2 separate regions of the Mus musculus genome follow, and region 1 is linked to region 2. Evidence: chromatin contacts called from ENCODE Hi-C or POLR2A ChIA-PET data. All regions are on one chromosome and are shown on one strand. The core of a region is the stretch at or near the end of the contact, and the rest is flanking DNA. Distances in the headings are between cores, read along the strand shown.

What was found. Hi-C counts contacts between places; a loop is a spot of excess contacts on that map. ChIA-PET counts read pairs that join two places held with the same protein, here RNA polymerase II (POLR2A).
Region 1: a map of heart shows a loop between it and region 2 (6-fold over the local background). The contact joins the promoter of Slc33a1 here to the promoter of E130311K13Rik in region 2. A Hi-C loop is called at or near these places in 9 of 37 maps with a recorded cell type or tissue (T-helper 17 cell, adrenal gland, gastrocnemius and 2 more). POLR2A ChIA-PET finds 5 or more read pairs at or near these places in 3 of 5 experiments (Patski and embryonic stem cell).

What each region holds. Positions count from the first base shown.
Region 1 is chr3:63,959,247-63,966,072 of GRCm38, reverse strand. It overlaps Slc33a1 (solute carrier family 33 (acetyl-CoA transporter), member 1), which reads left to right and starts at 1,340. Exons shown (of 6, transcript NM_015728.5): 1 at 1,340-2,657. The coding sequence starts at 1,883. It also overlaps a transcript of Gmps not described here.
Region 2 is chr3:63,926,975-63,934,131 of GRCm38, reverse strand. It overlaps E130311K13Rik (RIKEN cDNA E130311K13 gene), which reads left to right and starts at 4,660. Exons shown (of 5, transcript NM_177856.5): 1 at 4,660-4,875; 2 at 6,809-6,868. The coding sequence starts at 4,762.

The DNA.
Region 1 (6,826 bases), core at 91-2,590, 35 kb before region 2:
CCAGCCCGGTCTACAGAGTGAGTTTCATGCCAGTAAGGACCATACAGTAAGATCCTGTTGAAAAAAATAGAGACTTTTGGTCTCACATAGATAACACTATAAACTGTTTTCCACTCCAATTTTTGAGACAGAGACTTGCTATATATCCATGGATGGCCAGGAACTCGTTTTATAGACTAGTCTGGATTACAAGCATGCACCACCACAACCAACTCTGTTCCTCTCTTTAACAAAGATTAGAAGACTTCATGGTCACTGTGTTCTTTCATTGAAGTATATCAGACTAGGTGTGGTGGCTCATGTATAGAATCCTAGGACTCTAGAAGTTAAGGCAGGAGTATGGCCATAAGTTTGAGACCAGCCTGGGTACATATGCTAGCTTATGTAACCCAGGACTCAGTATCAATACAATGAAAATGAAAGACGAATAATAATAATAATAATAATAATAATAATAAGCAAAGTCTCACATTTCTATGACCATACAAGAGCTGGAGAGAAGGGGGAGGAGAGGAAAAGGAAGGACCCAGGGAGAAATGAGAAGAGAACATGGGAAATTAGCTAAGTGGTTAATAAGCTGTAGAAATCAGAAAAGTGGGAAGGCAGCAAATCCACAAGGGAATTTATGGTTTGTTTTTGTTTTTAATGAAGAAAGCATGTACTATTACACTTGAAATGGCATTTGAAAAACTGGCCAATTATGAATCCAATAAAATTCTTGGAAAACTTATTTCTTTGTTATCACTGAAATACTAAATCTAGTATCTCAACATTTCAAGCTCTAAGAGCTTCCAACGATTCACCAAAACTCGAAGAAGTGCGTCGTTATGCACTTAAAATGCATAACCATGGATGACATGAAAGGAGAAAGGTGGTTTCGAGACGTTTCCATTGGCAAAAAAATAAGATGCAGCAGACTGAAATTTACCTCCTTCACTCTGTGTATCTAGCGTTCCCCTACATTTCTTCCTTGACATTGGGGGAAATGGACAGCCTTATTCGTTCTGTGTATTAGGTAGGAGTGTTTCCATTTAGTCGGGCATAAAGGACCCACAACCTGACACCAAAGCTTAGTAACTGCAGGTTCACAAAGCAGCATTATTACCCAACTACAAGCCTGGAAGTTATGTACTGAATTAAATAAGTACAAACTCGCCTACAGACCTTGTGCAATGTTATCACCAAGGCCTAGGCCAATCCAGAAAACCCGCGCTCACGTGGCGACGAGGGCCCAATGGCCGAGGCACACGAGTTCCATGCAAGCGCATGCGCAAACGGAACCGGGTTTGTTAAGACGTTCCGTCCTGGACGCTCGGTACGCTGGCGTTATTCCTCCCTCGGGGTTAGAATCGAGGGAATTAATGGTTCCTAGCAAACGTTGCTCGCGGTCGCCGCCACCGGAACTTGTTCTGATTCGCTGGCTCCGTCGGGAGGCACGGAACCCATTTTGGCAGGGAACCACTTCCCGAAGCGCGAGGCAGGAAGTTATCCTTTACCTCTGGTGTCTACTGAGGAGGGTGCCCGCTGCAGTGTCAGCTGGTGGACGGGCAAGAGAGCGTTCGAGTCCCCGCTGCAGTTAAGAGCCAGACTCCGTCGCAGCGCCACGGCACGCTCCGCCAGCCTCAAGCCGGGTGCGGCTGCACGGGGAGCTCTTGCCGGCTCCCTGAAGTCGCTCCTGTGGGCAGCGACCCAGGCTTCGCCTGGGCCACCTGCCAGGGATCTGGCTCCCTGCTGCAAAACAGCGACCAGTCTCTCCGCGTCCGCCCTCCCGGCGTTGAACCACCGTGACCCGGGTCCAGAGAGACTGCCTTGGACCTGGGACTAGACTGATCAAAACGCCAGCCTCAGGCCCCCACACACCGGGCTCTGCGTCGTCTCTGATATGTCACCGACCATCTCCCACAAGGACAGCAGTCGGCAGCGGCGGTCAGGCATGTTTAGCCACGCTCTGGATATGAAGAGTGGCCCGCTGCCACCGGGCGGCTGGGATGACAGTCGCCGAGACTCGGTGGGCGGGGAGGGGGACCGGGAAGTTCTTCTAGGTGATGCCGGCCCTGGTGACTTACCTAAAGCCCCGCGGAGCTATAGATCCGAACTAAGTAGCATTTTGTTACTACTCTTTCTTTACGTGCTTCAGGGCATTCCCTTAGGCCTGGCGGGGAGCATCCCCCTCATTTTGCAAAGCAAAAATGTTAGCTATACAGATCAGGCTTTCTTCAGTTTTGTCTTCTGGCCATTCAGTCTTAAGTTGCTCTGGGCTCCCTTGGTTGATGCCGTCTACTTTAAGAACTTTGGTCGTCGCAAGTCCTGGCTTGTCCCTACTCAGTATACACTAGGAATCTTCATGATATATTTATCCACTCAAGTGGACCGTTTGCTCGGAAATATTGATGGCAGAACACCGGATGTAGTTGCTCTCACTGTGACATTCTTCTTGTTTGAATTCCTGGCTGCCACACAGGACATCGCTGTGGATGGTTGGGCATTAACTATGTTATCCCGGGAAAACGTGGGCTATGCTTCGACATGCAATTCTGTGGGCCAAACAGCTGGCTACTTTTTGGGCAATGTTTTATTTTTGGCTCTTGAATCTGCTGACTTTTGTAACAAATACTTGCGGTTTCAGCCTCAACCCAGGGGAATCGTTACCCTTTCAGGTAGTGTACTTAAAACTATTATACTGTTAGGTTTATTTTATGCTTATGAATGCTTTTGATGAAACATCAGATGGGAGCTCTCATTTGTTTGCATACATTTTTTACTTTTAATGATGCACAAGATATTTTACTTCATTTCCCTTTCAAATTAACACAATATTGGATTCCATTATGAGATTTTCATACTTTGCTCACAATCACTTCCATAACACAGCCTTGTTCTCTACATCTACCTCCTAGTCGTCTTCCTTTAAACAGTTCACACACACATTTTTCTTTTCCTTCCAGATTCTTTCTAGAAGAGAAACCATTTGATGTTTGTCCTTCTGCTTGCTTTTGAATTTTTTCTGAATTCTGTTTACAGGATTTTTAAAAGGCTCTATATATCCAGCTTGAGACACAGTCCTGCTTCACCCTCCCGAGTGCTAATATTACAAGCATGTGCCACTACAGCTGGCTTTTTAAATTTTACTGGGAACTTATATGATAGATACCTAAGTATGTTTTCTGTTTTATTAAAGTGTGCTTCTTTCAAGTATTCCTTATGTCAGCCTATTAACACAGTCATATTGATCAGTACTCTTTAGTGAATAGGAAAAAAGCAACCGATAGAATCACAAAATTTCTGAATTAAAGATCCATGGACATTTGCCTGACACAGAAGTATACATTTTAAAATGTGGGTCATATGGTTCACATTTTTTCTTTTGTGTTTTGGTGAATGTTTTCTTGCTTTTCAATCTTTTTCCACCTTTATTTCACAAGTAGTCCCCATTTACCCATCTACTGAATGGGAAGAGTATTTAATATAAGCATTCTGGAATTGGCTAAGTGGCAGGATTCTGAGGACCTACTGCAAATAAAGACTGTCTGTGCAAACTAGGAACAGTAGAGATGAACATTGCTGAGGCCCAGAATAGCCGGCCAGTGACCATGGTAGAGATAACAGTTGACTTTATTATTAGTTAAACCTTTATGTAAGCTGGTGTGATTTTTTTTTCTTTTTATTTATTTATTTTTGGTATAACTGGAATTTGAACTTTGTTCTCCAGAAGATTCTAAAATAGCTTACTTTAATTAATTTCTATCCATAGTTGACTTATGATTTAGTCTAAAACATTTTAAGTTAAAGAGTTTTTAATTTTAATGCTTACACATAACCACATTACTAGTTTTGAGGTTTCTGTAATTTGGTAATAACATAACTATATTCTGTGTATTCTGTTTCTGTTTGTGTGTTCCTGGTTCTGGGAAATGAACCTAGTACTTCTACATAAAAGGGAAGCCATCTTCTACTGTGCTAAGTCTCAATCCCATTATTAACCAGTGGGACTTTTTCCTTTTTTTCCTCTCTCAGTGCTAGGAATCTATTATTGACCTTTGTCTAGCCCCTAGTTTTCAACAAGAGTCTAGACTGGTCTTAGACTTCTATTCCCTAAGGACACATATAGTTAATTATGTACACCACCATGCCCAGTTTAACTACCTAGTGGTTCTGAGGAATTTAAAGAATGTGGAATCATAAGGAAATATCGTTGCCTAGGTAGTTAAAGAGAAGATAAAAACAGTATCTAGAAAATCTGTGTATTGGAAACCGTAACTTGAAACAAAGAAAACAGCCAAGGGTTTGAGGATGGTTCTGCTGATAAAAGGTCTTGTTGCTCTTGCAGACGTTTTAAGTTTGGTTCCCAGCACTCATATGGTGGCTTACATCCTTCTGTAACTACAGTTTTAGGGGATTTAGTACCCTCTTCTGGCCTCCACAGACACCAAGAATGCAGAGTGCATGTACTTACATTCAGGCAGAATACTAGTACACATGAACATAAACCTTTTAAAAACATTGTAATTCTGTAATTAATTATGGATACTACAGAAGGAATATACTGAGGAATGGTTTGGACATTTAAAAAGCAGTGCTCTATAGACAGCAAATTGAGAACAGGAAGATGGGATGAGATAAGATCTGGAGGAAACAACCTTGGTTATATTGACTGCTTTTTTATAGCTTCATAACAGTTCTGAACCTTTTCTCTCATTCCATTTGTTTTCCAAGAACCTCTAGAGGCAAAGACAGACCCTTAAACAGCGAGGAGTAAGTAATGAACAGGACAGAAGGATGACAGATGTGGCTTTTCCTTCTCTATAATGAGAAGAATGTTGTCAAGAGGCTATTTACAGATAGATGGGCCAGGCAGTGGTGGTGCACACCTTTGATCCTAGCACGAGGGAGGCAGAGGCAGGCGGATTTCTGAGTTGGAGGCCAGCCTGGTCTACAGAGTGAGTTCCAGGACAGCCAGGGCTACACAGAGAAACCCTGTTTAGAAAGAAAGAAAGAGAGAGAGAGAGAAAGAAAAGGAAAGAAAGAAATGAAGGAAGAAAGAAAGAAAAGGAAGGAAGGAAAGAAAGAGATAGATGGACTTGGAGTTAGGTATTTGTAACTGTTAATATGATATTTTGTCTATAGTTGGTAAGAAGTTAGTGGAATCCTCAAGGAAAACCTTAAGATGGAATTATCTTAATATAAGGCTTTTTTTTATGGGACAAATATAACATTGTGATTCCCAAGTTATCTGAAAGCATCACCCACTTTTAGAATGCCTGATTCTTAGTAATGATAGGTTAAAGTTTTAATTTTTTAACTGACTTAGGCTGAGCCACCATGTCAGTTCTGTACGCTTAATTGCTGAGCTACCTTTCCAGCCCCTGTGTGACTTTGAAATTTGTTTTAAAATGAGTATGCATATATAGGAGTCGATCAGAGAAAAAGAGGGTATATTTCTTTGGAAAAAAATGTAATGGATATAAATCCTATATCTACTGGTAAAGCACTATTTATAAGATAAGCATTTTGAACAGGGAAGAAAGCAGACCAATATTTCCTTAATAATAAATTTGTCTTATAGTACTCATTACCTTTTTATGAAACAAATGCTTTTTAGAATTTAAGCAAGCTGAATTGGTTCATTACTAAATAGGTAAGTCATAAGTTGTTTGTATGTTTTTCTAATATTGGCTATACTACATCCTTTAGCACTCATGCGAGGCTTAAAGGATTACACTGGGAGAAAGCTCCGCACCTGAAAAGGGCTTGCACCACAAGCCCAAGACCTGATTTCAATTGCTGGAACCCACAGTGGAAGGAGAGAGCCTACTCCCCCAAACAATAATAAACAAAATATTACCTTTCCTTCAGTCATACGGGGAGAAGTTAGGTGACCATTGATGGGTGGTAAAGCTTTTTTCTAATACTAGGAGTTAAAAATGGAAAAGTTTATGGTTTAACTTTTTTTTCTTTTTTTTTTTTTTTTGGTTTTTCAAGACAGGGTTTCTCTGTAGCCCTGGCTGTCCTGGAACTCACTTTGTAGACCAGGCTGGCCTCGAACTCAGAAATCCACCAGCCTCTGCCTCCCAAGTGCTGGGATTAAAGGCATGCGCCACCACGCCCGGCTATGGTTTAACATTTTAAGAGTAAGATTTATCTTAGAAAATTTAAAACATGGGTTTGGTTTGTTTTGATTTTGGTTTTTACCTTAAAACTCAACTTTTGGGTTTGAGAGATGAGTCAAGTTAAGGGCTCAATACTGCTCTTGTAGAGTACTAAAGTTACGGTCTCCGTACCCATGTTGGATTGTCCACAAACACCTGTAATTCCATCTTCTGGAGATCTGGTGTCTGTGGTTGGCCTAGGCCCCTGCACACGCATACAAACACCCACTCACCCTTACACATAATTCAAAGTAAACTTTAAAACATTTTCAACTTTTAGGGAGGCACTAGAGAGCTAGGTCAGCAGCTCGCTTGTTTACTACTCTTCCAGAGGACACTAATTAACTGTCTTTATAACTCCTGTTCTGGGAATCCAACAGCCTCATTTGCTCTCTACAGGTACCTGCGCACACATTCTGTACATTCATAAGACACACCCACATACACATAAGTAAAATTGAGCTTTTTAGGTAAGTAATATTCAACGTGAATAATATGAACCCTTTTAATTTGTTCCTCTCTTTTGCCTCCAAAGAGACCAGGTAGTGAGCATGGTGAGTCTTTTAATATATAAGCAAATACAGAAAGTTAGAACTTATCCTCAAATGTTAGTAACAAATGTAGATTCAGGGAAAATTAAAACCAGAGACCCACTCCTCAGAAAGAAGGTTGTAAAGACT
Region 2 (7,157 bases), core at 3,411-5,910:
GTCAATGGCCTTTCTCTACACAAAGTATTTTGTCTTATTTTTAAAAATGTAAAAGTTGTTAGTTCTTCATGGCCAGTATCAAAGCAGTTTTGCTAATTGCTTCTCAGTCTAGAGCTGCATACCAGCCCTCTGATGGTTCTTCCTTTTATCTATATTCCTCTTTGCAAGTATGTAGATTTCCAGTAACGTGTAATCAAAAAATGAAAACTCCTTTTTTTTCCCTTTAGGACATATGGTGTCTCCTGAGTGCTGAAATTATTCTCCATTATCTAAACCAAATACCTCAACAAATCCTTCCCATCATAATTCTGCCTACTACCTGCAGTGAGAGGCTCCCAGGTTGAAGGAGAGCTGTGAGCTCAAGTTAAACTAAAGAACATATCCTATCCGTACTTCTTTAAAATTAGCAGTGGGAGCTGGAGGGATGGGTGGGCAGTCAAGAGCACTGACTGCTCTTCCAGGGGACTTGGGTTCCATCACATCTTCCATATGGTGGTTCACAACCCTCTGTGACCCCAGTCCCAAGAGATGTGTTGCTCTCTTCTGGGCGCTGCATGCACTTGGGTGCACATCCATACATGTAGAAAAAGCACCATCGTATATAAAAATAAACAAATCTATAAAAGATTAGCAGCTTTCACTTACTAGCTTGGCCCCAGCACTACAAAAAGTTAAATAGAAGAAAACAAACAAAGCCTTTGAGCACTAGACCTGTCCACTGTGGCCATCACTTCAGGTTCCGGGAGTGCTGTAGCAGCTAAAATTTAGTACTTTATTCAAGATAACCATTCAAAAATCCTCATAGAAATGACTCAAGAGGATCCATGATTGTAAAAGGTAGGAATCTGGTAAATCCTACTATACACAAAAAACAGGCTCTCAAGAAGGTAAGTGTTTTGTCTGCTTGCTTGCTTTTGTTTTTTGTTTTTGTTTTCAAGACAGGGTTTCTTTGTATAGCCCAGGCTATCCTGAAATTTTATTTTTAGACCAGACTGGCCTCAAACTCTTCTGACTCCCAAGTGCTGGGACTAAAGATGTGCACCACACACCTAACTTTAGTGATTTTTCTAAGGACAGATTGCTAGTAGAGTCAGTCCCGGCTACCGTCTCCCTGTGAAAGTACGAAGCTGCTGCTGCTGCTGCTGCTTGCTCTATTGCCAGCTCACCTGTCCCCTATCACAGCCTCTTTTGCACCATCTAAATTAGCTCCTAAACAGAGGCAAGCTTCAGATTGCATCCCTCATTCTTAAACCAATATACCAATCCCCAGTTTATATCCTTTGATTTATAACCTTATTCTGCACTTACAATAGTCACTGGAAAGTGAACCCTCCCTTCTCAGGTGCCAAGATTACACATACCAGGTTTCGTGTGGAGAAAATTAGTTTGCTAGATTACACGTACATAACTAGTTTTATGCACAAGGGGCTGAACCTAGGGTTTTTGAATGGCAGCACAAGCATTCTACCAACTGAACTACATCTTTAGCTGCAAGGGTGAACTTCTACTCAAATTGCTTATCAATGGTGAATTTTCACTAGAAGAGACATCCTCATTTGAATTTGGAAAGTGTGGGTGTGGGGAGCCGTGAGCAATCGCCATCATGAGCCTCCGCTGTGCCTAACTGGTAAATAAGTAATGTGCGCAGGTGCAAGAGTAAATTCGTGCCAAGTCACTGCCCATCCCGGGGCGTAGTAGTGGGGTGATGAGTGAGCAGCTAATCAGAAGCTGACACGTCACATGGAGGGGTATATAAGCAGCATCATTTTCCTTGTTCGGGGTTGTTCTTCTTTCACCTATGCAATCAATGCTCTCCCAATAAACGTGTGCAGAAGGATCCTGTTGCAGCGTCGTTCTTCCTGGCCAGTTGAGCGCGTGCAAGATGTGGGAACATTTAATAAAATGTTAATGGAAAGAATGTTATGGTCTGATCCTCTCCTAGGATAGCTGCAGCCATCTTGTGCCATGCCTGCCAGCTTCTCCATATTGTTGCTGTAAAATGCCTTCCAGTCATTGGCACAGGGAGGTGACTTGGCACAAGGACATGCAGATCACATTCTCTGTTTTGTTCTGTATGTTCTGAATGTTCTGTATGAGGTTTGCTCATCTTAAGAAATTCCACAAAGCTGTATGTAGGACTCATCAAATCAAAAGTCAACATGAACTGTTATCTCTATAATATCTTGAGCCAGAGCTGACCACCAGCAGCCCTTCCTAGACTGAGCTTACTGGTTTTTTGTGGCTGACACTGAAGAATGCTACTAATAAGGCAAAAGGTTATGATTATAATACTCATGCTCTGTTAGCTCAATGTTCTGAAATTCCCTTGTTTACCGCTCATCCACCACCACCCTTACCTTACTCAGGACCAATCAGCTTAAAGGTTAGCTGATAATACTTTGCCTAGTGAGCCAACTGCTCTCCTCCTTGCCCTTTAAAGTTTTGAACCTGGTTCCTCATATAAAAAGCCTGCCCTGAGAGGAGAGGCCCTTTGTCTTGTGAAGGTTCTATGTCCCAGTATAAGGGAATGCCAGGACCAGGAAGCAGAAGTGGGTGGGTGAGGAACAGGAGGTGGGGAGGGGAAGGGATAGGGGGTTTTCGGAGGGGAAACTAGGGAAAGGGATAACATTTAAAATGTAAGTAAAGAAAATATCTAATAAAAATGCATTAAAAAAAACCTGCTCTGAGGACAGACTAGTGCCACAATTAGTTTTTTCCTTCTTGTGATCCAATATTATGTATGGTACATGTTCAATAAATTCCTTTTACTTAACTAAAATCAGTGTATGTATAGTTTGTGTGGCAATTTCCACACCCCAATAAGGAAGAGAGCAAAACTGGGGGAAGTGAAGTGGTTAAAAAACACACGCTTCACTTGTAGAGTGCCTGAAATCAGTTCCTAGGACCCATATCAGTTGGCTACCTGTAGCTTCAGCAGAATCCTCAACCACATCCCCTATCAGGTGGCTTCTGCAGCTCCGGTGGAATCTCTGGCCTCCACATGTGTCTGCACACGTCCACACAGAGACTGTGGTTTAAAATTTTACAAGTATTTTTAAAAATCAGATTCTGCGTTTTGATGTCAGTAAATTGAAAGTAAAGGAAAGGGTAAGTATGGGTGAGTGGTGGGAGAAGCCTGCAAAGGCAGCGAGAGGTCCTGAGAAAGATCGACCAAGGGAGGAGAGGAGTGAGGCTAGCACAAAGTGCTGAAAAGACGAGGCCTGGGATACAGACAGACTACAGGGGTTCCGCAGGAAATTAAAGCTAAGATCGGAGCTCACTGCAGTAGTTTTGAGATGAGATTAGTCAGCTTGGTTTTCTAACTTTTCCAAGCAGTTCTTGGAACTCAAGAGGGATATACCCATGATGACTTAGTCCTGTAGATATGAAAGTACAACTAGATACTTCACATCTTTAAGGGACTATTTTCCTATTGTCCATTTACAAAGCTATAGAGATAGAGGAGTAATGTCTTCTTTTCCTCTCTGGTGCTTTTGACATAGGTACCTGTGTGTGCACATCATATAAGCAAGTAATAACAAAGGCCTCACAAGTGAGTGTGATATGCTACTGTCAGTCATAAAACTATGGGGTGTGGAAACACTAATTCACACTGTTATATATTTGATTTCTGTAAGGTAAGTTTTTTTTTTGAATTTTCATTTTTTGTTTTATATTTTTGCAATGCTAGATAGAGATCTAGCCCAGGGCCTCAAGTGTTAGGAAAGTTCTCCTGTAACATTTTAAATATAATGAACCAAACAGAGTTAAACAATAGTCCCAAGACGTCTAATGCTTCTAGTACTAACTGTAGAGTTTGGGAGCGACAAAGGGCACCCTCAGGTGGGGTATTTGGTTTTAAAAACATGTTCACTTGTGGAGTCCTGAGCAACACTGATTCCTTTCAGCAACCAGGTGTGAGAAAGCATGGAACAATGCAGCCAGTGATGCTTCCCAGCACCTGTGTGCAGAGTTTTTACCATGCACCAACAGGTCGGTCGTTAGCCCCTCTGGAGGTCAAGCTGAGGACCACCACAAGTGGGTTGTTAGATTTTCTTACAGGCTCAAAAGCCTCAGAGTAAAACATAATTTTATCAGGTAAGATATTTTAGAATTGCCAGGCACAATGGGAAAGGCCAGATCTCTCTTTGGGCCAAAGTTAAATTTATTACACAATGCACATTTCAGCTTAACAAATAAGTATATCTCCATCTCTCTTTCCTTTATTATTCTTGGCATTAAAAATATTTAGAAAGCCAGGCACACGGAAACACAGCAGAAGCCTCTGTATGGGGGAAGCTAAAGATTAGGACGCTGAGGCCAGCCTTTAGAAACATAAACCCTGTTTCTAAAGAAACAAAGGTTGATGCCATATGTGTTTCTGGGTGTGCTCTCCAGCACCATAAAATATGGCAAGTGGATTTCTGAGTTAGAACTAGCCTGGTCTGCGGAGCTAGTTACAGGATAGCCAGGGCTACACAGAGAAACCTGTCTCAAAAATGTAAAAAACAACAAAATAATAAAAATACAAGCTTATAGAAAAAGTAGCAAGAATAAGAGACTGTGCATATTTACACAGATGTCTTATCTTTTCACGGCATTTTTGTGTTGTTCTGCTGTCCTGGCTGGCTTGGTACCACCAAGGACACGCAGAGACAAGAGTGCAAACGCCCAGAATGGGCGGGGACCCCGGAGCCGTGCAGCGCAGCGACCCCTACCGCCCACCAGGGGGCGCCCGCAAGGCTTGCTGGACGCCGGAACATGGCGCGGCCGCCCGCGAGCCTCGGGTCGCAGGCGCCGGACCGCGACCGAGGGGAGGCCAACGTGGTGACACGGGTGTCGCAATGGGCAGACAACCATCTGCGCCTTGTCCAGGTGCCACAGCCCGGCGGGGTGGGCTAGCCTGAGCGGAGTGATCGCGGCAGGCCTGGAAGAGGACCCGCAGGGGCGGAAAGACAGCCGGGCCACAGGGGAAATGGCCAGGGAGGCGACATCGCCTCATTTGCCCTCCTGGCGGCGGCGGTGGTCAGGCCTGGAGGCTGGCGCAGGGCTGGGGACACCACAGGGCTGGCCCAAGAGTAGCTCCTCATTCAGTATGGCGGGCTGGATACCCAGGAAGAGCAGAGAAGCCCGAGAGGCCTTAACAGAGCAGAGCCAGGATGGGTTTTTCCAGGGCTGGGGTTCGAACTTTGGTAAGCATTGTAGTGCTTACCACTGAACTGTATCCCCAGTTGTTTTGGTTTTGGGTTTTGGGGTTGTTTTTTTTTTTTTTTTGGTTTTTTTTTTTTTTTGTTTGTTTGTTTGTTTTTTTGGTTTTTTGAGACAGGGTTTCTCTGTATAGCCCTGGCTGTCCTGGAACTCACTTTGTAGACCAGTCTGGTCTCGAACTCAGAAAGAAATCCGCCTGCCTCTCGTGTTTTCTTTTTAAGTGAAACAAGAGAAGACACTGAAATTCAATCATAGAAGAGACACTTAGACAGCCAGTCTACTACCAGATAAAGGACTGCTAAAGTCCCTGTGGTGGTGGTGGTTCCTGTCATGGAGCAGTCGTAGTAAATGATTTACTGGGAAAAGCTGTAGAGCCCTTGGACATTAAAATTTGGAGACTGATCTTGAAGACAGCCCATTAGACTTTAAAGTACAGTTGTAGGCTTGAGGCAACAGTGTTCAATGGGAAATCAGAACTGGACGTAAAGCTGAGTGAGAGTGAGCTGCATAAACCTGGTGGAGTGGGTAAAGCCCTAGTCTTGACAGACATCTTGAAACAACGTCAGAAAGGTACAGAAAACGGTCTAGAAATGAGGCCTAGGGGATTCTCTGGGGAGGGAAGGTAGCAGAAGCAAAATCTGAGGCAAACAGGGAGACAGATGATTAGGAAAATGAGTAGCCAAAAGCCAGGACAACGTATTTGGAAGGAACAACAACTTTTTTGTTTGTTTGTTTTGAGACAGAGTTTCTCTGTATAGCCCTGGCTGTCCTGACTCACTTTGTAGACCAGGCTGGCCTCGAACTCAGAAATCTGCCTGCCTCTGCCTCCCGAGTGCTAGGATTAAAGGTGTGCAGCACCATGCCCTGCCCGGAACAGCTTTTAAGAATCCTGCTGAGAATTGGAGGAAGCTGAACTTTGCAAAAGCTTTGCAGCAAGAGAGCATGAGGTCCAAGGCCAGGCCTGCTGACATGCTATTGTAGCGCCACGTTAGAGCAGTCTGGTATCTGCCATTTAGTAGTAATCCTTGCCAAATAAATGCATACATTGTTACTTACTATACTAATATTAAAGTTCAACCATTTACACAAACACCAGCTATTTTGTATTTGTAAGGTTTTCTACCAAGTACAAAATTCACCATGGGTGTAAGGCTAGAAATGCTAGGCCATGGGTGCATTCAAGAAATTCACAGGCGGGCCAGGCGTGGTGGGCCATGCCTTTAATCCCAGTACTCGGGAGGCAGAGGCAGGCAGATTTCTGAGTTCGAGGCCAGCCTGGTCTACAAAGTGAGTACCAGGACAGCCAGCTCTATACAGAGAAACCCTATCTCGAAAAACAAAACAAAACGAAACAACAACAACAAAAACATATAAAAAAAAATCGCAGGCAAAGTAAAAAGCATTCACTCAAGTCCCTGTGAGTGCCAGATTGCTAAGGAAGAACTAGGAAGGAATGTGGAAGAGTCCAGCCAGCATTTGAGACATCTGTGTTATTTGAACTGTTAGTGGTCATGAGGACAGTCTCCTTCCTTTTAAGTTGGTACGCTGACTGTTATAAATGGTAATTGGTGAGGATTAATCGTTACCTCTCTTCCTGTAGAACATCAGCACGGGAATGGCCATAGCTGGGATAATGTTGCTGATAAGGAGCGTCCGGCTGGTGAGTGACCAATGGTACAGGCAACAGATAATTGACTTGGTCTCCAGGCTGCTTGGATACATCCTGGGAGAGTTTAAATTATAATTTAGAATAACAAACACACTTTAAGATCTTGGTTAAGATTTAGAACAGAGAATTTATTTGGGGGTCATAAAAATGTGCAGAATTTTACTTACTTAATTCAACAGACTATACGCATAATATTTTTAAGACTTAAAAGGAAATGTTTCCATAAAGGATTTGGTTTGTTATAAATAATATAGTCACTGAACTTGAAAAGCTGAGGCAA